Regions from separate parts of the Mus musculus genome. Here region 2 is linked to region 1. A link is a loop called in an ENCODE intact Hi-C map of the cell type or tissue named here. Cell type or tissue: heart. All regions are shown on one strand. Links, peaks and the distances in the headings refer to the core of each region. The heading gives the core; the rest is flanking DNA.

Region 1 (15,530 bases), core at 3,871-11,870:
TCTCAAATAGCTGAGATTAGAGGCTGGCACCTCTGGTGGTGATTGGAGGATTTTTGTATCTTATGATCTGGTCAGGCATCTGAAGGCTAATGTCAGCCACCAGGGACGCAGTACAAGAGTAACTCCTTGGATCAAGACCCATCCAATTGGATCAGAGGCAAGAGGAGATATTTCATGTAAAGGTGATGGGTGTGGTGGTGCATAAGCCTGCTTTGGCCAATAGGACAGGATGACCAAGTTACTCATGACTATTTAAGTTTAAATGAGATCAAATTAATATTTAGTACCTTAGTCATACCAGCACCTTCCCAGTGCTCAATGATTATTTAAAACTGGCTTGCAGGGCCAGATGGTGGTGGCACACACCTTTAATCCTAGTACTTGGGAGACAGAAGCCCACTTGTAGACAAGGCTAGCTTGGTGTACAGAGTGAGTTCCAGGACAGTTAGGACCAATTCCCCACCCCCAAAGCCCAACCAACTAACCAACCAAAAAAGGCTGTGGCTTGGGGTGGTGTCTGGTAGAAGCTGGCAAGTTGGCTCAGTGGAAAAGGGAGCTTGCTACCAAGCTTGGTGACCTAAGATTAGTCCCTGGGCCCTATAAGGTAGAGGAAAGAATCAATTCCCCCTAAAGTTGTATTCTGACTTCCACATGCCTGCTGTGGCACATACGCTAGTGAGAGTACATGAATACACACACACACACACACACACACACCACACACTAAACACATGTTTTAAAAGGTGGTGTTTGTTTGTTTGTTTGTTTGTTTGTGGCTGAGGAAATGACTCTGTAGTATAGGTAGTGCTTGCATGAAGGCCTGCGTTTGGATCTTGAGTACCCACATAAAAGTCAGGGCTTGGCAGCACACATCTGTAACTCCACCTTTGGAGTTGGGGGGACAGATCCGGGGAGGCTTGCTGGCCAGCCAGTCTAGCTGAAAACCTCCAAGCTTCAGGATCAATGAGAGGCCCTACCTCAAGGGAGGATGGTAGAGTGAGAAAGCAGGATGCCTGATATCCCTCTTGGGCTTCTACACATATGTGTATGGTGTGTGCACCCACACCACGTGCTCCCTCATGCATATACCATACACACAAACATGCATACACACATGCATACCTATACCACACACATACCACACACACCAGCACACCACACACACACACATACACACATACCCCCCCACACCACAGACACACACACCACCACACACACAAGCATGCATACAAACACGCACACACACAAACATGCCTATACACACACCATCACACACAACCATGTACACACATACACAAACATACCACATACACATACACTACACACACAACCATGTACACACACACAACCATGCACACACACACACACAAACATACACACACACACAAACATGCACACACACATGCACACCTATACCACAAATACACATACCACATGCACACATGCCAGCACACATACACAAACATATACACACGCACAAACATGCTACATACACACACTACTACCACCACCTACACACAAACATGCACACACACATGTGCACTTACACCACACACATACCACACACACACACACACACACACACCACATACACACACATACCACATACACACATCACCAGACACACATGTGCACACACCCACACCTCCCCCACACACCCCCACATTCACACACACACACACCCCAGTCTTTATTGCTGCTGAAAGTTTCACTGGACAGCACTGATATTATAATATCCAATGGTTGGAAAAGAAGCAGCAGAGGCAAAAAGCGTTCTAGGAAGGAGTAAACACTGTATGGCTACCACTCCCTATTGGAGAGAGAAGGGCACCTCATAAGACTCAGAAAGCTAAGGCAACTTTACAAGGCTTCTGTGCTCAGAAAGTTATACGCAGAAAACAGTTATGGAGGCTGGGGTTGGGTGGGGAGTGCCAATGATGCAGCTTTCATGAATTGTAACCTCTACTGAGGTGGCTTTGGGTGATGCAGTTGCCTTTGAATCCCCAATAAGGATCCCCTATAAACTCACTGCTCTTCAAGCTAGACAGGGTGGAACCATATTCTTTAGTCTGTCATCAGTCTCCTTTCTAGGATGAAAGACATGGTTCCCAGTGCCCAATGGTTCCCCAGCAAGAGTCAGACATCAGTAAGGGACCAGAGAGCTCACCAGAGATATCTAGTAGGAGTGACCACTGCTTGGATGACCTAAGAGCAAGGCATATTGGAAACAGGGAGGAAGCAGGTTGAGCAGGCACTATGTATAGTAAATGCCCTCTCTCACTCTCTGTACCTTGGGTTCGGCTAGGGGAGCCATCCTGTGGGAGCCATGGATGTTCCTCAATGTAGTATACATACCCTTCAGGGAAGAAATGGCTTCACTTAGGAAGCCCACATTCAGGCTACCAGCAGGCAAAGAAGAGGCACCATTTTCTTCCAGATAGGATCGCTTGTGTCTAGACCGAGGGCTAGATAGAGGGCCCAATCAAAAAGCTGCAGGACAGTGAGACTGTGTTTCAAGTGGACATTGTCTAAGGAATGACATCTACGGTGGGTGTTTGTATTGCGGACAGTGAGCTTGCATGTTGAGGCAGAGGTCCCAAGAAGGAAAAGATTGGCCAAAACCATAGATTTGGGTCCTTTTGTCGCTTCTACTTCCGGATTAAGAGCTTACGTTACTTATAACTGCTTATTTAGTTCTTCGAAATTCAGAGATGGGAGTTGTTAATTATTTGCCTGGGGCCAAGTTCTTCACAAACTGAATGCATATTTGAAGTCGTGTTTATATCCCGTGCTCAAGAAAGAGAACAGAGGTGCAAAGGGAAGACCCCCCTCCCCCCACCTCCCGGCACTCGTGAAATCATCCCAATCTTGATTCTGCCCTTAGATTGTGTTAAGTGATTTATGTATTTGTATATTTATACATTTATATCTCAGTCTACCACCATCTTCCTTTTCTTCAAAGTTGTATTGCAGGCGGTAGATTAAGCTTCGGGCAATGGCCAGATATAAGTACTTAGAACAAACTGTCATCAGAAATCTGTGTCTCTTGACTCTGCCTCTCGGTGTGTTGGCCCCATCCTCAGGGGTTCTCTATATGATGTCAAAGTGGGCCTATAAGAAGCAGTGCAAAGCCAGCAGATGCTTCAGCAATTTCAATGGAAAGAAACTGCTGCCTAAGCTCCACCCAGAGCTAATCTCCACCAGTCTGCACATTCCTGAGCCAGTGACAGGGCTCTGGAAGGAATGCAGCCCCGTGATTGGCCATGTCTGCTCACGTGTTCCCATACCTGAGGCAGAAGATGGGGTCAACTTCTTCTTGACTTGTGGGTCACCCCCCACCCCCCACAGAGGTCACATATCAGATACCTTGCATATCAGATATTTATATTACAATTCATAGCTAGCAAAATTACAGTTATGAAGTAGCAATGAAATAATTTTATGGTTGGAGGAGCTGTATTAGAGGGTCTCAGCATTAGGAAGATTGAGAACCAGCGTTCTAGACTTTTAAGCCTTTGAGTCAGGACAGAATGGTTCTATATGGTAACTCAAAGAAGCAAAACAGACATTAGCTTGGTAGAAACCACAGCTGTCCACGCTGTGAAAGGTTAAGCTGACACGTGGGAGCTGGGGAGAGAGCTCACTTGGTAAAGTGCTTGCTTGCACTCCAAGCACGGGACCTGAGTTTGATTTCCAGTACCCACATTAAAGAAAGTTTAAAAAGCCAGGAGTGGTAGCAAGTGCTTGTAACTCTTGTATTAGGGAGGTGGTGAGGAGGACCCCTTGGCTTCCTGGCCAGCCAACCTGGCCCAATCAAAAGGCTGCAGGACACTGAGACAGTGTTTCAAGGGGACATTGTCTAAGGAATGACATCTACAGTGGATTTCTGGCACGTGTTCTCATGTACACATCCACGAAAGAATAAGCTGATATGTATACAACATTTGCAAAATGGCTTTGTATCGTATAATAGTAATTTTATTCTTTCTATAACAATCCTTAAGGATTGTTATAGAAAGAATAAAGAATAAAATTACAAAGGAAGAAGTAGGGACGTAGATTAAAGTGCTATCTTGTCCTTTGCAGGGAGGAAAGAAGGCCCATGGGACTCAGGCACAAGTGTCTTGAGCCTCAATCCAGGAAACAAAGGATTGGGTCACATGGTACATTTCTAGACGAGCTTTAGGAAAAAAAAAGCTAAGGGTTATTTAATTAATGATTTGAGTACACTGGAGGGGGCAGATGTAGAGGAAATGTTAAGGTTTGTTGAGGGCGCAAAACTTCTGAGTAGAGATGGGAAGTGCTTGTGAGCTGAGGTCCTGGGCAGAGAGGTAAGGAATGAGCTGTAAAATGCAGATGGCCAGGAGCCCATGCTACGGGTTCTATTCTGGATGAACCAACACAGCAAGCGTTTCCCAACTGTGGGTCACGACTCCTTTGGGGGTGTCAAATGACCTTGTACAGAGGTCTCCTAATACCATCACAAAACATAGATGTTTATATAAGGATTTGGAACAGTAGCAAAATTACAGTTATAAAGTAGCAATGAAAATAATGTTATGGTTGGGGGGGGGGTGTCACCACAACATGAGGAACTGTATTAAAGGGTCACAGCATTAGGAAAATTGAGGATCACTGCTATACAGCTAAGATGAAGTCACTGCTATAACCCAGGAGAGAAAGTTAGCATAAACTCTCCTGAGGGTTGGCTAAGGTGGTTCTAGACAAAGATGCATGAGAAATACTGGTATCTTAGTCCACTTAGGGTGCTCCATCCAAATAGCACAAACTGGTGCCTTCATAATGACACAAATGTATTTTTCATAGTATCAGGAAGCTGAGAAATTCAAGATGAAGGCACCATCAGACTACGTGTTTGGTGAGGGCTCTATAGGTAAAAGCTCGCTGTGCCCTCCATGGCCAAAAGGGCAAGAGAGCCTCTTACAAAGACACTAATTTTTTTACAGAGTCCTCACAACTTACTCACTTCACAAAGGCCCTGTCTCATGGGTTTTGAAAGGACTCAGGCATTCCGATTCATAGCATCAGGGTTCTAAAGTAGTTTAAGGACCAAAAATGTCATTAAAGTGCGATGCACTGGGGAGCAGAGGATACTCTTGGTAAAGTGATTGTCACACAGCACGAGGACCGGAGTTTAATCCCTAGAAGCCATATAAAAGCCAAGCATGGCAGTACTCGCCCGTAACCCAAGTGCTGGGGAAGTTGAGAAGGTCGGATCCCTGGGACTAACTGGTGACTCAGTCAGTCTGAATCAGTGAGCTTCGGGTTCAGTCAGATAATTCGTCTCAAAAACTAGGTAGAGAGCGATTGAGGAAAACACCTACCATCAACTTCTGTACACATGTGCATACACAAATACATATACACCGATAGATAACGAAGGACGATACAATCACACACGCAGGCAGCTCTGTCTGTATTCCTTATAAAGGGGGTCCAAGAAAAGACTATCAGAGCCGGGTGTGGTGGCGCACGCCTTTAATCCCAGCACTCGGGAGGCAGAGGCAGGCGGATTTCTGAGTTCGAGGCCAGCCTGGTCTACAGAGTGAGTTCCAGGACAGCCAGGGCTATACAGAGAAACCTGTCTCGAAAAACCAAAAAAAAAAAAAAAAAAAAAAAAAAGAAAGACTTGAGGGGTTGCTTGTAGACTTGATAAAACAACAGACTTTAGGGTCTGAAAACAGCAGCTGCAAATGAGCAGCTGTTGGAACATACAGTCCTGTAACTGTAAAATGCAAGGTTGCTCATGAAACGTGCAAATTCTGAGGTTGAAATGTTGGTGACAAGAACCACTGTGTAGTAATGTCTGAAGACTTATTTCTCCTCCATGTAAGAGCTAAATGGGGCGAGATCCATCGGATAGCGGGGCCTGATATATTGGAATCTCCATGCAATTCAGCATGCCACTGTCAGAGGCCATTGGGTCTGACCGGAGTCACAAGTGTGGGGATCTGGGCTCGATAACCTTAATGGAGCCTGGAGCTCAACAGGAGAGAAGCTCTGAATAACTACACACTCAGATGATGCACACCAGATGAATGAATAGCGTTGAAAGCTGTGATTCTCCAAAGCTGCATCCCTTGTAGCGTGCCTGCCTTCCTATTTGGCTGACGTAGAGAACCACAGATACAGTGACTTAAAACAACATTAAAGCGTTACTTTGCCATGCTAGAGGCCGAGGTGGATCTTACAGGCTGAAGCCAGTGTTTCATTCCTTCTAGACTTCCTAGGGCATAAATCACCCTTTACCTTTCTTGCTTCTAAGCAGTGGTTCTCAACCTTCTTACCTAATGCTGCAACCCTTTAATTCAGTTCCTCATGTTGTGGTGACCCCAACCATGAAATTATTTTCATTGCTGCTTCCTAACTGTAATTATGCTACTGTTATGAATCCCTACTTCAACCTTTTTAACTCGAGCGTAGAACCAAGCCCACCTTTGCTACATACAGTGAAACACAACGATGCAAATGCAAGATGCATAGGTGGACATCTTGGAGTGGCTACTCTGCTGCAGCATTCCTGGAGATAGCCTTAGAAACTAGTCAGCTGGCCTGGGCTATGCCAATTTGTACATAGTTTCTGTTCAATCTTGTTGTGGGGGTAAAGGGCAGAGTGGGTATCCAATGGTTTATTGTGTAGATGCCATTTTACAGAGTAAACTGTCACATGGGTGGTCCCCATAATATCAGAGAATGAATTCGGGGCAGCTGTCAGACCTTGGGCAAGCATATTACAAACCTAAGTTCTAAATCCATCTAAGTGAACGGGAATGCATAGAACTGTCTTGGAGAGTTGGAATGAGGAGTAATGAAGATGCAAACGGTGAAATCTAAGACAATGCCTGGCTTTCAATAAATGTCTCTTTTGGAATGAGTCCTACATTCACCCCCTGTCTTCTCTGTGTGCTTTGCTGAGGTCACTGCTTCCCCAACTCTTTCTTAAACTGTCATTTGCTTGCCAACCATGTTACAAGCTCCACCAGTAGCTCTGGAGCCCAATGAGTCTGTATGTCAGTCTCTTAAGCTCTCCAAAGCTCAGTTTCCTCCTTTGTATGATCCAGGTAATAACCTGTACGCTAACAGGCTAAATTAAGACATATGGAAAGGGCTTACCGTAATGTCTGGCACAAAATTAGGGCCTGATAAACAGTAGTGTTATTCTCCCCAAAGGCCTGGCCTCCTTTCAGCTTCATTTCCCACATTCCTTTCTGCAACACAGGACAACTCACTTGTCTGTGGGCAAACCCTGAACCTGTGGGCATTGATTGTTAGCAATTCGCTGTCTCCAGTTTGCTCCATGTGCCCTATGCAATTCATTCTTATGTTCTGCTTCGCTTCCCAGGAGTCTGTCCAACCTTGACCAACCTTCTCAGTAGCAATAGCTTATGCAGGACCTTTCCTTAATTCTGGGCATGGGCGAGGTCCTTGAAGCAGGGTGTCTCCAAAGGAGTATGGAAAAGTACTTCCCCTCCTCGCAGGCCTCAATTTTCTTGTTTGGAACGGGTCCGTTGGACTGGCAGGTTAAAGCTCCAGCCAGGGTTGAGATTTTAAGCAGATAGAATTTCATTAAGTGGCAGGGACCTTCTAGGTCGCCTACTCCACTTCTGCAGAAGGAGAAACTGAGTACGGTTGGTGTTTTGTTTTTGTTTTTGTTTTTCTTCCAGAAAGAGCCGTGTTTTTCTTTGCCCTAGGGGTAAGACTTCCCTGGAAGGAGACAGTCTTATTTTCTTCATCTGGTCAAGCAGGAGGAACTCTTGGACTTCTAGGGGGTCCTGCGCGCCCGGAAACACGTGTGTGCTCACCTACGTGTACGCACGTGAGCGCACCTACAGCAGCAGGGGGCGCTCGGGCCGGCAGGGGGCAGCACAAGCCCGGCGCAGCCCCGGGGGAGGAGGGCGTGCTGCAGTGCCGGCGGCGGCGGCTGGAGGTGCAGCCCTCCCAGGTGGGAGGCGGGGGCTGCGGGCGCAGGAAAAGGCGCCCCGGGAGCGGGCGCTCGGCGGGGGCCTCCTCGGGCCGGGCGCGGCGCGAGTGGGAGCGAGCGCGCCGGGAGCACGCAGGCGCTTTGCTCCGGCTGGCCCTCGGCCGGCGCGCGGCGCGGGAGCAGCCCGCAGCCGGGTCCCCCCGCGGCGCTCTTCGCGGGGCAGCGGCCACGCAGCAGCCGGCACCGACCGACCGCCCCAAGCGCGCGGCAGCGACAGCGGCGACAGCAGCGGGACGGTCCCCCGGGCCGCCTGTGCGCGTTCTCTCCCGCGCGGCTACTCTCGGCGGGCGCTGGCCCGGCCGACGCGTCCCGCGGGCGGCCGGAGCGCGGCGGCGGCCTCGGCTGGGGCGGGAGCGAGCCCCGGGCCGCAGCCCGCGGGAGGCGGCGCGGCGCGGCGGGCACTGACGGCGGCGCCGGGCGCTCCCGGGCGGCGGCGCGGCGGCAGCGCAGGGGGCGGAGGCAGGGGGCGCCCCCGGCCAGGATGCTGCGGTTCCTGCGCCGGACCTTTGGCCGCCGCTCCATGCAGCGCTACGCGCGGGGCGCGGCGGGGCGCGGGGCCGCCGGGCTGGGGGACGAGCGCGACGGGGGGCCGCGAGGGGGCCCGGCTGCCGCCGCCAGCTCCTCGGTGCTGCCCGCCGCGCCCGGGGGCAGCGTATTCCCGGCCGGCGGCGGGCCCCTGCTCACCGGCGGCGCGGCTGTGCACATCTCCGCCTCGGGAGCTGCCAAGGCCACCCTTTACTGCCGTGTCTTCCTGCTCGACGGAACCGAAGTGAGCGTGGACCTGCCGGTGAGTGACGCGGCGCGTGCGGGGCACTAGCAGCCTGCTCTGCTTGGGTCAGAACCCCCTGTCCCAGTCTTTCTTTCTCTCTGGGAAGCTACCCGGGCTGTTTTTTGGGGACCCCTCCCCCATCTTCTGCCAATCTTCCCCAGCCATGAACCCTCCCAGACCACCAGCCCGGGTATGCTCTGGGGCCCAGTCTTTGGCACCTTGCAACCGCAGGGTTGCGGCGCCCTTCTTTGGCGACCACCTAGGATTTTTGTGCCTCACTCCTACCCCATGCTATCCCATGCACACGTCCCTACGTCCCCTCCCCTTGGCGCAGGTGGCTGGCATTCCCTGCCAATGTTGGCCTTCGGCTGCTGGATTGAGTAGAATTTTTCAAGCGACGCAGGGCTGTTCCGGGGTATCCCGCTTTGGGTATCAGGCCTTGGTGGAGAAGAAATCCTTGCCTGCTGCTCAGCAGGTGCCCCAAGTTTGGGAAGAGGCTTAGGGAACAGTTTTGCCGCTCTGCCTTCTCCCGATTCCCCGTGGATGGCCCCCATAGGGAGCCTATCCCAAAGTGCTCCCTGGCTCACAACCTCGCAGGGAGTGGAGCGACTTGGGAGCCAACTCAGGCCAGGTCCGCTTTGAACGGAGAGATAAGCCTTGGCGTGCTGGGAGTTGGCCCCGGTCCCCTCTGGACTGGCCTACCCACTCTCTCCCACACCCGGCAGTTTGCGTGGTTCGTTCAGGGCATCCCGGGGTGGCAGCACCAGGGCCTGCGTCCGGTTCACACACCCACAGGTGGTTGCACCCGGGCCCAGTTCCAGTGGCAAGCTAGGCCAGCGCCAGTGTCTCCGACAGGGAGTCCAGCCGCCAAAAGAGCCTTTTTGGCCGAAGGGGCCAGTCAGATCCTATCAAACGCTGCACTAACGGGCGCCCACTGCGCTGCGGCAGACGGTGCCTTCGGGAATCTTTGGGCATGACTGAAGACACCGCAGTAATTGAGCTTTAGATGAGTTACAGATTGTCCGGAGTGTTTAGGCCTCCGGACAGTCTGTAACTGGGTGGTAGGAATTCGTTGGATTTAAGGAGAGAACACTTAACCTGTAAGGGTTTCAGATGGGAAAAATCAGCCTCGCTAGCCTAGGCTCTAATGCTGCTTCCTGTGGGTTAATTTGGAGACAGCTTCAATTTATGGTAGTTTCATTTTTGTGGTTCCTGTGCTCTATAGGAGAGCATTTTGTCACAAAAATATCCTCGCGAGGCCTTTTCATAGAAAAGGTGCCAACATTCCCCAGCCCAAAGCTGTTGTCTTTTAAAAAGCATGCATGTCACCGCTCCCCAAGAATGAGGCTCGCCAGCTCTGATGCAGAGAGGCAGCCTGCGAGTCGGGGAGCAGAGGCTAGGTGAGTGGGCAGCTTGGGTTGAGAGAGGCTGTGGCGCAGTTTGCATCTGGCAGAGGAATGATACCCCCGGGAACTTTGTCGGTGCTCCCTGCCTGGTAGTTTTCGTGGCTGTTCCCCAGGGATAATTGGCTTATAAAATGTATTGCTACTGTCAGGTTTGTGCGACAGGCTTAAGTGGTGTTTCTGAGATGAAAAATTGCAAACGGAGTAAAGTGCCTGTGTGCTAAAGAGATCCAAACAGGTACACAAACGAACAGGTTGGGAAGCTGACTGACTGCAGCTGGTGGGGTCGTGGGGGATGGGAAGAGTGGCCTCCTAAAAGGCTTCTCCCCCCCCCCCTTTTTTTTTATAAAAGGGCACAGAAGAATTCCTCCATCTCGGGTTTCCTTCAGATGGTAGATCTTTTTGATGTTTTTTTAAAAAAAATGTGTGATTTAATGAACCTCAAGTTTTATCTATAAAAACAGACATATGACCATGTCCATAGACAAATAAAAAGCAAATCAACGCTGGCTATGTCGTGTAAGCTCTCGGGGAGGAAAGATGGAGAAGAATTGCCAGTGAACATGGCTCATTGATTTAAAGATTTATTAGATATTGGAATCGCATCAGTAAATCTCCTCCACTAATCTTCCCAGATCGGAGTGCTGGTTCCTGTAATTAATTCTCCCAGTTACAGCGGTTTAGCGCCAGGCCGTGGCTCCCCTGTGAATCTGGCATTTGTGCTGTTCCACTTTACTGGATTCCCTTTCTGTGCCTCCTTCTAGGCATTTGACCCCACGGGTGCTTGTTCTGTCTCTGGATTTTTACTGCTTTCTGGGCTATGGCCTTGCCTGGCTGCTTGTCACACAGATAGGATTTACCTTTGACCTGGTACCCCTAAGCTTCCTTCTATATTGGATCCCTTCCATAAAGACTCAGGGAACTAGCCAGACTAACTATGTCTCCTTTGTAATTAAATCCCTCTGGTAGATTCAAGAAGTCCTTTGCTCAGTGTACAAAATGGTAAAGTATTGTCATAAATCTTTTATATTAGCTCCTCTCAGGACAGACACTTGTGTTCCAGGATGGCCTCAGACACAGTGACACACTCAAGTATGACAAGGCTGTGGCACTTACTCACCCTTTATGGGGTGTCTCAAGTGTGCTGAGCCACTTACTGTAAACACAAAGGTCAGGGAGGAGTGGCCTTGAGGCTCTTGGAAGACACATTTGGAAGTAGGAGAAAGGATGGGCAGGTGGGGGGTATAGGATGTAAGGTGGGTATCGGGAAAGAAGGATTTCCTGAACTTTTTGATGTTTGAAATGGAAGTAGGTTAAATCTACTGTTACTTGGCAGAGCCATGGTCCAGTTGTCATAATTAATCAAAGGAGAACCCACTGCCATTTTCCTAGTGAGTCCCCTCCCAACAGACTTGGAGTCTGGTTGGATGAATCTGCTAGCATGCCTGGATGTTCTGGGTCCTTCAAGTAGAGAGTGAGAGCTTTCTCAACACCGAATAAAAAAATGAACGAGAAGGTCTCACCTATAGTATACAGTCCAAAGTGGGCTTGGTACACAAGCCCAGCTTCCAGGTAACACCAACATTGCCACCCTGGGCCATTTCTCTGCAGTTTCTCTTCAGAAACCCCGCCCTCTCATGAAGGGCACCTCCCTCCTATTAGTCCAGCCATGCCCAGCCTTCAGGTGTGGTCTGGTCTGAGGGAGCCAGGCACTTTCCTTCTATGAATGCGTCTGCAGATCCCACTGCTCGGTGTGCTTGGCAGCAGCACCCACTGTTGACTCATATTTAGCCCTCTGTTGACTAAATCCCTGGCATGGCTCTTGCTCTGGGCCCCTCCGCTCAGCCCCGCCTCTGTTGCCTGCGTGAGCGAGCGAGTGTATGTGTATCTTTCAGCAGCCCCGTGTGCAAAGCTGCTGGGACCAGTGGCTGGCCAGTTAGCACTCCCGCCATGCCTTGCAGGGGAAGGCTGGTTGGCCAGTGTAGCATTTGGCACAGTTGCTCTCACTGGATCTGGAACTTGGCATCGACTCACTAGGGTACTGTGCAAACGCAGAGAATTTCAGTGTTACTTTATAGCCCGACTGCCACACTAGGCCACTTGGGCTCTGAGCGTTGGCTTCCCCGTTTTGTTTGTTTGTTTGTTGGTTTGTTTTTAAATGGGATGAAATGATTAAAAACAAATTAGAATGCTTCAGTAAACAGCAAGAATTGCTAGAAAGTCATAATTTTGTGAACGTCTCGTCCTTTTCTATGGAATGTGGAGAAGTTTATGTATGGACTTTAGGGGAACAGAAGTGAGCCATACCAGCAGGCTTACCCTCGACTAGCTCTTGTTTAGTGGGCTTGGAAGCTGGGTGCTGTATGAGAAATGCTTTTTTTAAAAAAAGCTTCAGCCGGGCAGTGGTGGCGCTCACCTTTAATCCCCAGCCCTTGGGAGGCAGAGGCAGGTGAATTTCTGAGTTCGAGGCCAGCCTGGTCTATAGAGTGAGTTCCAGGACAGCCAGGACTACACAGAGAAACCCGCCTGTCTTGAAAAACAAACAAACAAACAAACAAACAAACAAGCTTCACTTTGGAAGAGAAAAGACACAGGACTCTTAGGACTGGTAGAGCATACGTGGCACAGCATAAAGATCATATTCCTTATTTAGGGATTGAGAAAGCACATCTCCATCCAATGTATATATGGGTGAGTGAGGCCAGGGGCCATAAAGTGACTTCCCTGTGGTCACTCCCTGGAGGGCTGGAATGGCGCACACAGCAAGCTAGGTTGTAGGATGCCTCCTTAAGTCCCGCTTGCTGGCTTGTGCGCTTGCTGTGGCTCGTCTTACCTATGCAGAAAGGGTGTGTGTGTGTGTGTGTGTGTGTGTGTGTGTGTGTGTGTTATTTTCCTCCTCAAATATTTGCAGGGCTCTTGGGGCTGGAGAGGCTTCAGCAGTTAAGGACACTGACTGTTCTTCCAGAGGACCCAAGTTCAATTCCCAGAATCTGCTTTGGCAGCTCACAACTGTCTGTAACTGTGGGTCCAGAGGACCCACGGCACTCACCTGGCACACAGTTGGTGCACAGACTGTATGGCAAGCAGAATATCTATACACATAAAGTAATACGATCAAAAATTGCAAAACAAATCCACAGACTTCACGCCTGGCATTCCAGGTTCAGTATTTCAGGGAACCAAGTTCCTGAGTGTTCACAGTCCTCCACTGCAGGTGGCGCTGACTCCTGTGTCCCTTCACATTCTCTAATACACTCTGTCTCTGGCGACAAGCAGAGGCAACTGCCTTAAACCCAGGGTGGGTGTGCTTGTATATGGTGGCCTCGAGGCAGTCTTTGACCTGGGTATTGGCCTGTTTTTGCTAGAGTGGAGTGGAGGCTGGGCTGGAGGAGGAATTGGATGCCAGCTACACTGTGGCAGTACTCCAGGTGAAGGGTGAGGAGGGCATCCCTGGGAGAAGGGGCAGAGGGCCCTGGGGCAGTTCATAGATGGAATCAGGTGAGCATGTGGGGGAAGGGCAAGGTGCCAGTGTGGAGTATGCATGGGTGATCGGTTTCCTTGGCCCTCCATTGTGGGAGGGAAGAACGAAGGAGCAAAAAGGAACCCTCCAAGGTCTGGCTGCCTCAGCTGCCTTGCCTGGTCCAGGCCGTCTCATATAAGTAGATCTTGGCGAATGACAGCTCTGCAGCCCTTGCCCCGCCCCTCACCAGACTGTCCCTGTGGGTTGTGAGATTGTGTCGTTTCTGTAAAGTGTGCCTTTATTATGAAAGGCAAGCTGAGCTGGGAGTGAGTGAGGTGAGTGGTAGGCACCCTTCCCTGGTGGGATGTGGCAGAGACTGCCTGAAGCTGGTGCCACACTGGGCAGTGTGAGGAAGGGAGGGGTGTGGTTGGCGAGTGGGGGTTCCCCTGATCTCTTCCAGGACCAGTAACGTGACCCTCCAGAGGTACATGCTCTGAGCAAACATTAACTTGCTAAATATTTCCCATGTGTATAATCTCACTGAATCTTGCCCCTGGTTTTGAAATAGCAGAAGGCCATGGGGATGAGTTTTCCCCTTACCTACTTGTGTGAGAACTTAGAAAACTTCTACCCTGGTAACCATAGAAATCCTCCTCCTCCTCCTCCTCCTCCTCCTCCTCCTCCTCCTCCTCCAGTATGTGTCCTTTCTACTGCTGGACCTCCTTGGCTGGCTGGCTGCAGACATCCACTTTAACTACCCAGTGACAGCTTCTCAGATTTCGTGAGAGGTCGGAACCTCCGGTGACATTGTGCTATGTCTCCATCTGTACTTTTAATCTTTGTGTTCGTATGAAAATGTGTATTTTGGGTGGTGAACTGTAAAGGGCCATTTGGAGAGGCCCTGTTGACCCTGACCTTACAGTGAAGCTATGGGTCTCCACTTGTTACACTCTAGGAATGTACAGCAGTGGGCTTGGTCCTCTGAGCTTCCCTACTTGGGTGAGAAGCAAGCTTGGAGCTCTCCCTTCCCCACACTCTTCCTCTGGCGGGTTCTCTTGAGTCCCTTGCATCAGGGAACATAAGTTGGAACAGGGTGGTGGTTAGTTTTAGGTGTCAACTTGACACAATGTAGAACAACCTGGGACCTGCTCAGTGAGAGATTGTCTGCATCACGTTGACTTCCGCCCTGACTGTGGGGATCATCTTGGCTATGTTAACTGATACAAGAAGAGGAGCCTCCATGTGGACTGCACCACATTCATTCCCTTGAGTTCCGGTCTTGAATTGTGTCAGCAGAGAAGTCAGCTTGAGTAGTAGGTGTGCACAGATTCATTCTCTCTGCTCGACTGTGGGTGGGACTAGTTGCTTCTCTAACTCGGAATTGTGAATTAAAATAAACCCTTTCTCTCCTAAGCTGTCTTTTTTGTTTCTTAACCTGCCAGCTAAGCCCCTAACTCTCTCCGGTAAAACTTAAGGATAACAACAGTTAGCCTTTGGAGCATTCCCAGGACCCAGGATAATCCCAGGACCCTGAGCATAGATCCAGGCCACAGAAATGAACCTGAGAAAGGAAAGAAGCCACAGTCCTTAATGCTTGCAAAAGCCTCCAGCCAAAGCTGATCTGTGGGGTGTGGGCTGGAGCCTTGCCTGTGTCCCCTCCGCTCCAGTGTCTCCAGCCTTGTATCTTCAGCCTCTGTGGTTCCTCTCCAGCTAACTGTATCATCTTACCTGGTCACTTGATTTTTAAAGTCTATTTACAAAAATTGTTTTTCAAAGTGTTTTTGCTTGTGCAAGGCAAATTTTCTGTAGTTAACAAGGCCTGTGGAAGCTCTTCTAGTGTGTTGGCGGTGTGTGTGTGTGTGTGTGGGGGCGTGTGTATGTGTTTGTGTCTTTCTT
Region 2 (15,530 bases), core at 2,589-10,588, 130 kb after region 1:
TTGTAGCTCTGAGATCCTGAGAAACAAAAATGAATACTATGAACCAGTCTTTACTTCTTTTTCCATTTTCGTGTGTGTGTGTGTGTGTGTGTGTGCGCGCGCGCGCGCGCACGCGTGCATCCACACATGTATTTACAGGATGGGAATTGATATCAGGAATCCACCTTATTCACTGAGGTGAACTCTCTCAACCTAAAACTCACTAACATGGCTAGACTTGAACCAGCTCTGGGGGCCCCTGTATGTCCTTTCAGAGGAGGGAATTAATTACAGGCAGTGCACCAGGCCCACCAGTCATTTACGTGGGTTTCCAGGGCTCTGAACTCTGGTCCTCAGGCTGTGCTGCAAATGCTTCAACCACTGAGCCATCTCTCCAGTACCTTTCTCTTGTCTTTCCTGCTCTTTCATTTCGTTTCTTTCTTTAGAGTGAGGTTTTGGCGACCTCACCAATGCAAAGCAAGTGCTGTGCCGCGGAGCTACGTCTCTCATCAGCCTTCACGGTCTGTTCTGAGACAAGGTCTCCCTGTGTTGCCCAGGCAGACTTTGAATGTCTGGTCTTCTTGCTTCCGCCCTCTGGGTAATTGGGATTTCAGGTCTGTAACACCAGGCTTGGCTTCAAGTGCTTTTCCTTCATCTGTAAAGTGAGCTAGTGCCCACACTAAAGGATGGTTGGTTTGGGTTTTGAGGCAGTTTCACTGTGTAGCCCGGAGCCATCCTGGAACTCACTCTGCAGACCAGCCTGAACTCACAGAGATCTGCCTGCTTCTGCCTCCCAAGTGCTGAGATTTTGCAAGGGTCTGGCCAAAGGTTGTGTTTCTGAAAAGAAAGAAAGAAAAAAAAAAAAAAAAAAACAGTAGGGATTCAGGGTGCAAAGTGAAGGTTGGAGTGCATTGCCAAAGGCAATCCTCCAACAGCCAGCACAGACTGCCATTGGCTCCTTGTGGGAAGGCAAGGAAGACAGTGCTTACAGGTCGTAAGAGCAGGCACGTGTCACCTCACTAGCCTGGATGGGAAGCTAGGGGTGTGTAGCACCAGTGTGTCCAGGAAAGTCAGAATGTCTGGAACTCAGATAATGAACAGCTCTGATGATCTCTGGGGAACAAATTAAACTATGAAAATCTTCCCCGCTCCCTCCAGGACAAGGCCGCCCGGAGTTTATGGTCCCTTTCATTTCAAAATTCAAAACATATTGTCACCCATTCAGGATAGGCAATCCTATTAAATAATGACTAACCACAAGAAAGGAAAGATTTCTCTTAATCACCAAATTGGCTCTTGTTTAAAATAATAATAATAAGTCCTCTCACTTTTGCACTACTGCACTCAGCAAAAGAGTTTCAAGGCGCAGTTCTTCTCCACAAAACCTTGTTAATGTGTCCTGTAAGCCAGGTGTGGTGACACATGCCTGTAATTGCAATACTTGGCAGGTAACAGCTGGAGGGTCAAGAGACTACAGCTAGCCTGGGCTACATCCATAAGACAACAACATTTTATGAATTTATTGTGAGTTACCTCAGAGACTGAAGTAAAGCTGTTGACTTACTGAATTTTGAAAGTCTCCTCTTTGTCTAAGTTAAGACAAAAAGACTTTAAAACATATATCTATTTAAAATAGATATATTTAATATGTACCGATATTTATATTATATACTATATAATATATTTAATATTAAATATATATTTTACTATGAAATATATATTTAAATATAAATATATACACATATATATATATATATATATACCTGGAGAGATAGCTCAGTAGTTGAAAGCGCTTGCTGCTTTTTCAGAGGACACTCTTCATTCAGCTGTCTCACAACTGCCTGTATTCCAGCTCCGGGGGATCTGATGCCCTCTTCTGGCCTCTGAGGGTATCTGCAACCACATGGCATGTACATACATACAGACACAGAGAAATTTGTTTAAAAAATGTCTTTTAGAAAGAAGAATTTGGAGCTTTTCCTACTTTAGAGTCTTTGGGTTAACTTCCTACTATAGGAAGTGGGCTTTTTTTTAATGTCTTTTTTTTATTGTTGTTGGTGGCGGGGGAAGAGGGGGTTCGAGACAGGGTTTCTCTGTGTATCCCTGGCTGTCCTGGAACTCACTCTCTAGACCAGGCTGGCCTTGAACTCAGAAATCCGCCTGCCTCTGCCTCCTAAGTGCTGGGATTAAAGGCATGCACCACCACTTCCCAGCTTTTAATGTCTTTTTATGTAAAAATAAATAGTAACTCTAGTTTTAGGGTTAATGTTTTTACACGAGGATAAAAAAATATTCACCTCTCTCTTCTGCATAACTCACTGCATGACTAACTTTTTAAAAAATTAAGTGAAAACCAGGCTCGGCAGATGGCTTGTAAGTTCAGAGTCCGCACTGTTCTTTCAGAAGACTGGAGTTGGGAGTCCCAGCATCCATATCCTGTATCTCCCACTGTGGGGACCTGATACTTCTGGCCTCCAAGGGGACACATGCATGTATCCACACATATACCCATAAATAAAAACAAATAAAAGATAAATTTAAAAACCTGAAAAAATAAAGGGCTAGAGAGACAGTTCATGAGCTTGATTTCTGCAGCCTCGCAGGAATGTTCATCCTTCCAAGGCTACCATGACACTGTGATGTGAGTGTCCAGCTGAGGGTCCGCTAGCAGAGACGCAGCTAAGAAAGTATGGTATTGGTCATGCAATAGAACATTTCCCAACCTAAGAGAAAAGGGCATTTTGATGTATACCACAGCTCTGTGAGGTTTCAGGAATAGGCAAGATTCTGGAGACGGGGACAAGACAGGACTAAAGATTGCTGGGAGATGTGAGAGAGGCCCATGGGGAGTCCCTGCTCAGTAATCAAACAGTTTTGGTTACAATTGATGCAAGACTGGGGGATATAGAGTGGGATGGCTACACAATTGTGAAGGATGTCATGCTATGGAATCATTCCTTTATAAATGATTAAAGTAATAAATATATGGTGCACGCCTTTAATCCCAGCCCTTGGGAGGCAGAGGCAGGTGGGTTTCTGAGTTTGAGGCCAGCCTGGTCTATAAAGTGAGTTCCAGGACAGCCAGGGGTACACAGAGAAAGCCTGTTCCGAAAGAGAGAGAGAGAGAGAGAGAGAGAGAGAGAGAGAGAGAGAGAGAGTGGTTCACCACAATCACAGACACACACACACACACACACAGAGTGGGGGAGTGGCAGAAAGTCCAGCCCAGGTGTGTCTCCATCTTGGATCCTGTATGGTGGACATTGAGTTGGCACCCATTTGGAGAGCCCTGTCCTCTTGCTTTGCCCCGCCCCCGCCCCGCCCTCCCCGTGCCCCTCACAGCCTGTGTATTATTGTAATGAGCAGAGCTTCATGTGCTTTTAGTAACCGCAGTGATGAAGATGACCTCCCTCCAGACCTTGCTGAGGCAGTGGGAGCCACCACAGCCACAACCACAACCACCACCACCACCACGATGTCTGCCACTCAAGTTTCGGTGTCACTGGCGTCCCCCAAAATCCAGAAAGTCAGCTCGCCTCAGAAGTCAGAAGTCAAGAGCCCGCTGTCCCCAGGGGCCAAGGTATGGGAAAGAGGCCCAGGTGTAATACACGTATTGAATGAGCATTTACATTTTACATACTCAGTTGCATGCATGCATTGACAAGCAGTCAAACCAGACTGATAACTTAACTTAGTTGGTAGAGTTAAAGCCATGTATCTGATTCCCAGCACATATAGAGTAGGCAGGATCAGAAGGTCAAGGTCATACTCCACTACGCAGTAAGTTTGAGGCTAGCATGAGACTTGTTTCTAAGAGAGCAATGCCAACCTTAAATTGAAGAAAGTCAGGTTGGTTCCAAGGAAAAAATATTGATAATTAAAAATAAAAGTAGCAAAATATATTTTCACACACTCTGATCCCAAGATATGTGGCAGCCATTTATGAGAGACATTTTACAATAGAGAGAGAAAAAAAAACCCAGTGTGCACCGTGCTTTAGGAGACGCGTAAGGGATGCTTGGTGGTGATGTTGTTGTATATTGCTGTGTCTCCCTGGATGACTTTAAAGCCTGGTGTGGAGACATACATCTTTAATCTTGGCAGTCTGAGAGGCAGAGGCAGGTAGATTTCTATGAGGTCAAGGTTAACCTGGTCTCCTTAGTGAATTCCAGGACATCCATCCAGGGCTACATAGTGAGACCCTGTCTTGAAAACAAACAAACAAACAAACAAGCAATCAAAATTCTATCTTATGGGCTGGTGAGATTGCTCATTAACTAAAGGTGCTTGATATCCAGCCTGATGACCTGAATTTGATCCCCAAGACCTACATGATGGAAGGAGAGAACTGACTCCCAAAGTTGTCCTCTAATAACACACTCCCATGCTGCGGCATGTGTACACACACACACACACACACCAAATGAATGTAAATTTAAAGATAAAAAAGTGTTTTAAACCATCTTAAAATATCACAAAACTAAGGGGAGAGCAGTAGCCTCAGGTGCCTTTCTATACTGGACAACTTGGAGAAATAAAAAACATAGACATGTTCCCATCCATACCTCCCATTGGGTAAGGTGTGTTAATGGTTTGAAAATGGGACACATCACTCTGTCAGCTTGAAATTTCAGAAAATTGCACATGTGGATGGTGGTAACCGAGACCTTACGTGAGCCGTTCTTGCTTTTCTCCATGTGACTCTATCAATGGCCAATCTTTGGCAGTTGGTTCAAGTACCATTGATCCTGTTCCTGTCCGAGCACACGCTGAGCCAAAGATGCCTGTGATCCATGTAACTTCTCAAGGAAAGGTGTGTCCAGGGAACCGCTTCCCAGGCAGCAAGATGGGAGCCAGTGGGTTCCAGCTCCTGCTGTCACGCACCCGTGATAGCTTTGATAGGCCCACATCTTCAAGGCCCACATCCCCTGAGCCTTAGCTTCTCCTCCTTCTGAAGAGGAGAGGGCCAGCCTCGATGCTTAGATCAGTCAGGAAGCCTCACTGGGGCTCCTGAGGGCCACTGGATCCCTGAGACTTATCGGGTTCCAGGGTCACTCTTAGCAGCATCTAAACAGATCCAGGCCCATAGCCTGCATGAACGAGGCCCATCTTCCCTGATGTCCTTACCTCATATGTCTAAAATAGGCACAACAATGTGTTTGGACCCTCAGCATAGACTCGAGCAGGCTGAGGCCCTCTGGAATTCTATAGACTGTATCCTGGAATGTTTTTGTTTTGTTTTGTTTTTTGGAGTTTTGTTTTTGTTTAAGGTAGAGTTTTGCTGCATAGCAGGCTGGTCTGGTACTTAACTATTGTCTTAGTCAGGGTTTCTATTCCTGCACAAACATCATGACCAAGAAGCAAGTTGGGGAGGAAAGGGTTTATTCGGCTTACACTTCCATACTGCTGTTCATCACCAAGGAAGTCAGGACTGGAACTCAAGCAGGTCAGAAAGCAGGAGCCGATGCAGAGGCCATGGAGGGATGTTCTTTACTGGTTTGCCTCCCCTGGCTTGCTCAGACTGCTCTCTTATAGAACCCAAGACTACCAGCCCAGAGATGGTCCCACCCACAAGGGGCCTTTCCCCCTTGATCACTAACTGAGAAAATGCCTTACAGTTGGATCTCATGGAGGCATTTCCTCAACTGAAGCTCCTTTCTCTGTGATAACCCCAGCTGTGTCAAGTTGACACAAAACTAGCCAGTACAACTATGAACCCAGGATGGCTTGGAACTCATGGGAAATCTGCCTTAGCCTACTGAGTAGTAGGGTTATAGACGTGAGCCACCATACTGGCTTCACTGCCTGGAATCAGGACTCCGTCTTACAGTTTGCCAAGTGGGAGGCAGGCTCCTTTCATGTATCCCACAGATGGTTAAAGACCAGGCTGCAGTATTAGAGTGTGGAATGATAGCTACAGAATTCTCCCCAAAGCTCCAGGGCGCCCTCTCGTGGCCATCTCTGCGCAGGACAAAACATTGTCTGGAACTGTCTTCAGAGGTCCCAGCAACCCTCCTGCAGCCTCCTTCCCATTATTCTGCTGCTGGTCAACTTAGCTCCTTCAGGTCTCCTGGCTCTCCCATGAGAGATGGCTTCTTTGTTCTATTTATGTATTCTAGGGACTCTTTAAAGCATTTCCCCAGAACCGGGGATGGGGGTGGGGGAGTGATTTGTAGCAGGACAGATCCTGCACTTTACCCTACTTCTATCCATGAAGATTTCAGGGGAAAGTTGGGGTTCAGCCTGCCCATTTTGTACACCGCTGAGGGAGGAGTATGTCGGGGGTGGAGGTGGAGGTAGGGGTGGGAGGGAGTTGCACACTGAGCCGTTCAGGGCTAGAGAAGTGTACCCTTTTCCCTTGTGCGCCCTGCCATCTGCTCTGGGTATCGCTAACCAGGGCCCGTCTTCCTCCCTTTGCAGAGTCCCTCTGACCACGGAGGCTCCCTGACCCTGGGGCCAGGCGACTTGCTGATGGATTTTACAGAAGCTACCCCTCTGGTAAACTTCTCATTTCTCTAAAAGCAGAAAGGCCACCGACCACAGATGCGTCTGGCAGGGGGAGGGTGGACAGGCGGCCACTGCTGTGGGAGGGAGGGCTTCTGTTAGTCCTGGAAGCTCTCAAGGAGAGTCAGCCGGCAAGGGCTTCATCACCCTTTGGGGCCCTTGATGGAGGGGTGCGCCTTCTCCTCAGAGGGTAGCTGCAGGGGTCCCGCCTGCGCCTGGCTGCTGCTTCTCCAGCATAGCAGGGCTCCTTCATGGTTGGGTCTCAGCTTCCTGGCTGCCCGCCCGGGCTGTGCCCTGCATGCCCACCCATCTCTTGCTGTTGCTTCTGGCAATCCATCTGGTCTGAAACTCTGGTTCAAGGCTCTTCCCTGGCTTCCCACACCCCTTATGCCCCCACCACCACCATCTTTCCTCTGCATACAGGTCTTCTCTTAGGGATAGTGGCCCTCGTGGGACTCCTGCAGGTGAGAAAAGCCCCCCCTTTTTTTAGAGGACTGAGCCCTAAAGGGGTCAGACAGGCAAGTTCTCACTTCAGTCTCTGGCCACTGTTTACACACATAACTGTTTTGTGTGTGTGTGTGTTTTTTTTTTTTTTAAAGATAAGATCTTGTGTAGGCCAGACTGAGTTTGAACTTGCTATGTAGCCAGGGATGCCCTTGAACTTCTGATCCTCCTGCCTCTGACTTCTGAGTTCTGGAGTGTACTACCATGCCTGGTTTATGCAGAGCTGAGAATTGCACCCAGGGCTTCCTGAACACTGTGCAAGCACCTGCCAGCCGAGCTGCATTCTCTGCTTTCTGCTCCCCGTTTAAGAATCTTGTCGTTGGATCCTGTCCTGTCTTCCCTACAGCACAGATGTCAGGATGGCATTGTCTATCTCAGAAGTGTTATCAGGAGAGGAAGAAAAGAAAAGGAGGGAAACACACTCACACTCACAGAGAGAGAGAGAGACAGAGACAGAGACAGAGAGAAAGAGCCACAGAGAGAGAGATTGAGGCTAGAAGGCAACATGAATATATGTAAAGTATTATTAGATGCTACAGGCAAACTTGGAAATGACTACTGGCTAGGCTCAGTCATATCTCAAAAACGTTGAGCATAAATCATGGTCCACCTTGGGGTTCACATCAATCACCATTTGGGCTGTGAGGCAAAATATGAATCAAGTCAGAACCTATCTCCTGAGAGCTTTGTACTTAGTTATGGGATAGCTCCAGGTTAGAGGGCAGCTCAAGGGTGGCCAAGAAGTCGGGTTGATAAATGGCCAAGCACCATGTAAGCTGCACAGGAGATGCCCCGGGAAAGGCCAGAGGAAGAGTCATTGGGCATCAGCTTTAGAGGAAGGGCTCTTCAGAGGCTTTTAGGAGAGTCTGGGCTGACACAGCACTTGCCATTTCTACAGCTATCTCTTTTGCCTAGCAAGTTATGTTAGCCTAAGAACAGCTGAGAGCTGCCAGGGAGGACCCTGCTCTGGGGACCATCACAATTGAGCAAATGTCATGGTTACTCTCAGTCTGCTTGTTAGATGGGTTGCCAAGACCAAAGTCCCTTCTCCCCCGGCTGTCCAACAGAGTTAGCGTAACTGGTAGCTTTTGAGCAAGGCCTCGGCCGCCCTTTGCACAGTTACAGAAACTGAGTGTCCGAATAGGCAAAGCACACAAGACCACATGGGATCAGGATCCCTGGTATCTGGCCCCTCCCACTGAGTGCTATGTGCTGGGCTGGAGAAGATCTGGCCTCATGTTTGGGGAATTTGCCACTTTTAAAAAAAGAAGTAATTTCCAGGATGGGGAAGAGAACAGGGGTCATGGAAGAAGGTAAAAAAGTAGCATGCCTGGGTCAGGGGTCGGCAGATACATCTCCGCTGAAACTTCTTGTTTAGGAGTGCCTTGTGGAAGATGGAACCCCTGGCCGCCACCTGAGAACATCCTGTTCTGGGGGGCAGTCAGCCAGAGAGATCTGGGAACTCTTAGGGCGCATCCTGAGAATCTGTGAAGTAGAGAGCGGAGACAGCTATGTTCTGAGGACCATGTGTAGGGAAATCTGCTTACAGGAATTAGAAGCCAGGTAAAGCTATCCCTGTGAGTTAGGCTGACAGGTAACTACCAAGCTGTCCAGCTGTGCTGCAGAGGAAACCACATGCGTCTGTGTGAGTGGTTGTCCCCTGACTGGGACCACTGGATTTTAGAGTATGAAGGGAAGTTTGTTGGATAACTAAAACATGTCACCTAAGCATAATAGCACAGGCAGTAATCCAAGTATGTGGGAGGCTAAGGAAGGTTGCCATGAATACCAGTTTGGCCTGGGCTATGGTGTGAGTACCTGACTTTAAAAAAGGCTTGCACAATTCTATATTAGGGGCAAGCAAGCATGAATAAAGTATTAATTCACTAAGGAGTTTGGTGGCTCTAAGAACTATAGTCAATTTATTTTTAAAAATATATCATAACTCTTTGCAAGAGTAGTGGGATTCCTCTCAGAACCATGTGTCTGGTATATAGACTTGATTGCTGGTAGAATCAAAAGATCTTGGCTTAGATATTACAGACTTGGGATAGAAAGGAAACAGCGTGTGGCAGTAATTCCTTGAGATCTGCCAAATGACTTCCTCCTTCAGGGACTGTCACCCACTCTTGTGGGATACCTCTCTACATCTCTGGACAGCTCTGACTTAGCTATGAACTAGAGTCCAGGAGGCTTTATATATACAGAGCTGAGGTCCTTGGGCTGTAGTGAGACAGCTACTCAGGGAGGTCACTACAAAGGGTGACCTTGGAATGACCTGATGTTCCAGTACGAATACACAGGCTCTGCCGAGGATGTGTCTTGGCACCGTAGGCTCTGACCTTTTCTTGTTCCAAGTGAATATTGTTTCCATGAGTACCAAAGAGTGCAAGGGAGGAAAAGGGGACTTGGCAGTTTGCTTTTCCCTTTGTCGGGTCTCCTTTTATTTCTGCCTCTATAGAGCAGTGCCTGTCTCACTTGCCGTTAGACAGCTCAGAAAAGAGTGGACTCAGCTCCCAAGTTCCACTGTATCAGTAACTGTGTCCACTTCAGGGTCCCGGGCTTGAGGTTGGGGTGCTGCCGTGTAAGTACAGCCCGTGCCTGGCTTGTATCCGGCCTGTTAGTAGGAGTGGAGCTTTGGGACCGCCTCATCCAGCCAAGGCTTACACAGGGATATGCACTCGTTGCAGCTCACCCAGCAGGTTGGCATCAGGTTTGAGACTAGAACCCAAGCCTTACGGCAGGTGACAGAGTCAGGATGTATCTCTTTTTTTCCTAAGTGGTCCCTCTTCCTTTAAGCTTGCTGGGTCCCTGGACCTCTCTGCCTTATCTCCAAAGCCTAGACTTGGAGGAAGCTCTGGGATGGCCTTCAAGCCGTAACCCAAGTTGTAGCCTACAGCTGCCTTAATGAAGCATGAGAGTGGAGGAGAATGTATCCGCAGTCTAAGAGACTCAGCCTGCATGAGGCATGGTTTCTCAGCTGTCAAATCTATACTCTTTGCTTCTGATTGCTCTCTCTGGGTCTTTCTTCAAAAGAGGAAGGTTGTACTTTATCGGACAAGAGTGGTAAAATTCTCTGCTGATGCTTACCAAACAAAACAGCAAGTGACCTACCTCCTGGAGTCACCCACAAGTTCACAGCCTCTGCCTAGTTCCCATGTTTCTTCTGGCTGAGAACTTCTATGGTACCCCACAACCCTCAGGACAGCACTTGAAGGAAAGGAAACTGGAGAGAAAAGACCAGAGGTTCTGGCATTCATTCAGGAATGGTCGGTCGAGATTCTATGAGAACTAATATGGTATGACTGCCTAGCCTGGCCCAGTCTCTGTGAAATGGATTTCAAAGTCTTTAGGTAAAGAAAAAAAAAAAAGAGTCAAAAGTAGATTCTAGGCACACAAAGACCTGCTTCATATTGGGTCAGCTGGCCTACCTCTGGCTGGCAACAGGTGTAAACACCTCTCCCCTATGTGATCTTGAATCTTCCCTGTGGCTCTTGTCCCTCTCTGAGCTTTGCATCTTAGCAACTACTCATCTACAAGGCTACAGAGCAGGTCCAGTGTGTCCCAGCACATGGCAAGTTAGGGGAGTGTGGACATGACCGGGAGACGTTGCTCTGGTCTGAGGAAGGTCACATGGGACATGGGATCAGGCTCTAGTTGGGTGTCAGGACAGGGGCTCCAGTTGGCTCAACTGCTGAGTGTTTGTTTGGAACTCTGTTTTTCCAGGTGGGCTAGACCTGAGTCTCAAGTCCAGGCTGCCATCTATCTGCCTGTGACCTCATCATTGCTCCCAGGGTACAGGAGGGGTGCAGAGATGTCTGCTCGGTTCACTGCATTGCCACTCACAGATGCATCTAACCCACTCTTTGTATCTTTCATGGGGTCTTTGGGTAGATGGAAATCTCGGTTTGCTTTCACTTACTGGCCATCATTCTGTCCTGGGGTCATTCTGTCCAGGGACCAACTGCCTCCCTAGCTCTATTTGACTAAGGACTCTGGTCTTTCCTGCTCTTCAGTCCCCATTCCCAGCCTTGACCTGTGGAGAAGTAGCTGCTAGCTCCCTCTTTCCCCAGTGCTCAGTATTCTGGACTGTCTTTCCTTCTCTAACTGCCTGACTTTTCTCTTCCCTCCTCAAACTAGCAATGTCCTTTGGAAGCCTATGGGGGGGGGGGGAACACTCCCATTACATTTCCATTATTATTTATCAATGCCAAGAATCTTTCCATCCCCTCAAAGAATCACATTTTAAAGCTCAAAGGGCACATATGTATAATAGTGTAACAAATGCAGAGAAGCCCAAAGCAAGAAAGGAAGAACTAGGAGAAAAGCAAAAGAAATTGGCATATCCAAAGTATCCTGTGAGCCATGTGATTGATACCTTGTTCCTGCTCATTGGCTAAGAGTCAAGGGTGTGGAGATAGTAGGAGTCTGAGAACCTTCCTTTGCTTGCATTTACTCAGGTGACTGTTTAGGAAGGTCGGAAGTGTTGGAGCAATGGTCATCGCTTACCATCAAAGGCCAGTGCTGCACAAAACCTTAAGTCTTTCTTAATCACCATCTGTCCAGATTCTCACCATTTGGCGATATGGTATTGCTTGGTTATTTGTGACAGATTTTATTTCCTTCATGAAACACATGTTGAGTTCCCCGTTGCTATCAGTAAGAGCAGGGGCTTGTGTGCAGAGATATGTGTGGCACGTCCCCAGTGTGGTTGGTTCTAGCTGCAGCATGGGACATCCTGGGGTCAGGAAGCCAGCCAACCACCCACAGGCTTCATTGGGTAACTTCTTAAGCAGGTAGGATTTCTCCTGAGGAGCAAAGAGAGCAGGAGGAGGATTTTAAGTCGGCTGGTAAACCTTAACCGCAGGTGACTAATACGGATTCACTTAGCTTTGAAGAAAGGACTTAGAAACAGTCCACAAAGATGGGGTGGAACCTGGAGGGGGGGGGCGACTTTGCGGGAACGATTTCTGCATCTCCCAAATGTGAGTGTGAAGCAAAGCTGTGTTAGGGAGGTTATGGTCGTGAAAGCCCCCCCCCCCTCCCGCCCCCGCAGCTGCTCAGCTCCGAAGTTGTCAGAGGACAGAATCAGATAGCCGTGGAGAAGGAAGGAGGCTTGTCATTTCCTTGATCACTCTTTTTTAGTGAAAGCTACCCAGAGGCTGTGTTTTAATTCTCACTGTGGGATGCTGCCAAGTTTCCTGAGCTAAAAGATGCATGTGTTTGTTCTCTGGAGTGAGTGGTCCCTCCCTGAAGCCCACACTAACCCTTCAGCAGTCCTCTCTTCCTAACACTGAACGTCTTCTGTTTGCCATCCTCATCCTCTCTAAAACTAGCTTTTGTACCTTTGCTGGGCACATGGCAGTCCTCGGGGCCAGGGATGGGGGTGGGGGAGGGGGAGGGGGGAAGGTGCTGATATCCCAGAAGTGTGGCACTTTCTCCGCAATGCTTAGTGTGTCTTCCAGCTAAGCTGCAGGGCATCCCCACCTCCAGTAGGAGATGCCCAAACCTGGGCTCATGCGTGAGAAAAATGGGACCAGCTCTGCCTGCGTTTTGAACCCAGACAGCAGAGAGCCAGAAGGATAAAATCCTGACCTCTTTGCCTCTTAGCAGTGTAACTCTTTCTTGGTGTCCTCTCACTCCCCTGCACACCCTAAGCAGTCTCCTTCCTTGGCTGAGGGTGGGAAGGCACTGGGCACAGAAAGCAAACGCTCGCTCTCAAGTGTGTGGCCCCATGCCTGACATTGCTAACTCATGGCGCTGTTTGTGACTTGGCCTGGGCAATGCTTCAGAACCCTGGTGATGCTTCCTGGGGTGGGGGTGGGGCACTGCTCCCAGTCATATGCCCCTGGTACAAACAGAGAGTTTGGTTCTGCCATCCCTGGGCAGGGGGTTTGGTTTGTCTTTCTGCTCATGGTTTAAAGAAGAGAGGTGAAGACCAGGGAAGAGAGAGACAGAGAGGAGGGTAATTGGTGGGACTGGCAGCGAACAGTCCAGAGGCTAACAGCATCTAGAAAGCAGCCATGGGTGATGCTGGCTTTGAGTAGTCTGGGTTGCCAGATCAGTCTTGCACTGTGCTGTCTCTCTCCTTTGTCTCCCTTCTCCTCTCTCTCCTCCTGTCTTATCACCTCCTCCTCCCTATTTCTCCTCCTCTCCTGTGAGCAGGCAGAGCCCGCCAGCAGCCCCCACTGTGCACACTCTCGCTGTTCTCCTCCACTTTCTCTCCCCATGAAGGAAGAGACTACTGGAGTTTGCATGTACCGTCCAATCAAAACGAGGCTGGTAGGTACCCTGGCAGGGTGGGGGCCTGCTGGGACAGGTGAGGTGACCGGCCGGAGTCCCAGGTGAGGCAGCAGGTGGATGGGCATGTAGAGGTGCCAGGCCTTCAGACAGCCCTGCTATTGGGTGTTCTCACCTCAGATTGAATGGGGAAATTTGGGGTCCACCTAGGGTTGGCCAAACCAAGTCACACACCCCTTGTTCCCACCCCTTCCTCCATAGCTCCCAAGAACCAAGAGCCAGTGGTTTTCTGGGAGCTTTGATGAGCAAGGGGAATATACGCTCTGGTAGTCACCAGCTAGGGTCCTAAGTGTCTGCCCCATGGCAGATACAGGTTTAAACTCATCCCTGCCTTCTCCTTTCTGACATCATGACCCACTAGGGATGCTACCTGATCGATGATGTAAAAGGAAGCGTAGTTTTTCATCTCTGCATGCTCATCCATTGTTTCACCTGTACATCACAGTATTCCTGTAGCCCATGATGTCCCTGCTCACCTCCTTTCATGGAGCACTGTGATGTCTCTGTCTTGTTCTCATTGCCACACACCCTACATAGCCATTCATAGTCCATCAAGCAAAAGGTGTACCATGGGCCTCGGTCCCTCATGCTAGGAAGAGTGCCCCCTGCAGGTTTGTCACTATTTCAGGAACATGGAGCATTTTTGTGTCTGGGGTTTCGTTTCTGTAGGCTAGACCCTGTTGAATGATGTAGGCTGACTTTGGTTTTTGCCTCCCTCTGAAGTGGCTCTAGGGTTGGGATGTGACACCAGAACTCAGTACCTGTTCTGATGGATCAGTAAGCGTTAGGGTATATGGGAATGTAGCTTACACGTAAACAGTGGGAAGGCTGTTAGAGGCTACTAACTTATTTCATTAATAGCCATAAGGAAGTACTTCCTGTCTATTCTGGTTGGCCTGAAACTTATCTGCAGATTTCTTTTTGATATAACATTTGTCTCAGAATGCCATGTCAACCTGTTAGGTCAGGCAAAGAGAGTAAGAAAATGTACTGGGATGCTTTGGCCAAGAGCCTTTGGAAGCTTAGGGTTCATTCTGGGAATTTTGAGATATTTATTTGAACAGATTTGACTGAAAGGAAAGCAGGGTTGGGGTGAGCATCTTGGCATGTACACTGCAAGGATATTGTTATCCTCATATTGCCTGACGGCTGCTCTGCCTATTCAGAAAACGTGTTCCTGATTTGGGTCTGGTCTGCTGTGTCCCTGCTCCTCCAACCCCATTATAACAGTGGGAAAGTACCAAGGGACTGTCCTGGAGTCGGTCCACAGGCAAGAGCTCTATAGGACACAAAGCCACTGTCCCTGGGTAGAGCTGGCCTCTGTGCCTGCACAGGTATACAAGGCTGTTTCTGGGCCTGAGGATTACAGACAAAGCTAGTGCCACAGTTGCCAGGCCACTGGCCCTCCAGGTATATATTGCCTTGAGTAAATAAGCACTCTCACTTTCTAAGACCTCCAAGAAGTCAAAATGAACAAAAAGAAAGACATAAAAGCCACGATTACCTGCTGACTGGGATGCCACCCTCACTAAAATGAGCATCCTTGTGTTGTCACATTGGGTACTTCCAAGTACCTTTCTTCCTGTTCCCAAAGGTGACAGGATTTTTCATGCTCGCATGGACACTCCTCAAGACTTCTGCTGCTGCTCAGAGTGCACAGGGGTTTAGCAGTGAGAGCCGTTTGGCAGGGACTGCCTTCTGACTTAGTTGGCCCCAGCAGCTGAGATGCGCTCTGTCCCCAGTAGACCATTCAAATGCTTCTTGCCATTCCCACAGCTGTGGAGAAGCCCTCAGCGGTGACCCCAGGTACGGCAGGATTGCCTCCTTATCTACCTTGATGTAGCCTTTGGGCACAGGCCTGCGAGACCCCATAGATGGAGTCCCAGGCGAGGCAAACATGCTATACCATGTAACTCAGGCACAGGCAAGCCTTCCTCCTTCACTGGAGAGATGAAGCTTTCCAAACTTCCCAGGATCCTTCCTCTCAGAACTAGAGCTGCGCCATTGAAGACTTCAAAGATGTCTTCTGATCTGGCGGTAACCCTTACTTCTCTCTTTTTTTGAAGATAAAAACGTTCCCAGCAGAGCCAGTGATGAACCCGTTTCCTGATCCCTTTACCACAGGACCACAGTTCCCTGTAAGTAGTCACAGATGGCAGAGCTGCCTCGTAAACCTTTGCTTCCACATCGGGGAAGCCTGTGAGGAAGAGAAGTCCCACGACTGCGGTCTCTTCTACTTTATT

The links. Hi-C counts contacts between places; a loop is a spot of excess contacts. Peaks named below come from ENCODE experiments on the same cell type or tissue, not always from the same donor. Only the 100,000 strongest peaks of a DNase experiment are listed, where the experiment ranks them.
Region 2: a loop joins it to region 1, with 12 times the contacts of the local background. A loop is called at or near these places in 26 of 42 quality-filtered maps.

What each region holds. Positions count from the first base shown.
Region 1 is chr4:57,136,107-57,151,636 of GRCm38, reverse strand. It overlaps Epb41l4b (erythrocyte membrane protein band 4.1 like 4b), which reads left to right and starts at 8,481. Exons shown (of 25, transcript NM_001355492.1): 1 at 8,481-8,789. The coding sequence starts at 8,484. LOC108168956 reads left to right here and starts at 6,986. Exons shown (of 2, transcript XM_017320489.1): 1 at 6,986-7,031; 2 at 7,646-8,379. The coding sequence starts at 6,986. The coding sequence ends at 8,379. In heart, for the core only: a CTCF peak has its summit at 7,862 (motif pointing right); DNase peaks (open chromatin) are centred at 7,906, 8,826 and 9,406; H3K4me3 peaks cover 2,352 bases; H3K27ac peaks cover 1,559 bases; H3K27me3 peaks cover 5,442 bases.
Region 2 is chr4:57,007,801-57,023,330 of GRCm38, reverse strand. Epb41l4b (erythrocyte membrane protein band 4.1 like 4b) reads left to right here. Exons shown (of 25, transcript NM_001355492.1): 21 at 3,373-3,559; 22 at 6,400-6,477; 23 at 15,354-15,425. Among named protein-coding and RNA genes, the nearest start is that of Frrs1l, 25 kb to the right of the region's middle. In heart, for the core only: a CTCF peak has its summit at 5,927 (motif pointing left); no DNase peak of the experiment used is centred there; H3K27me3 peaks cover 2,492 bases.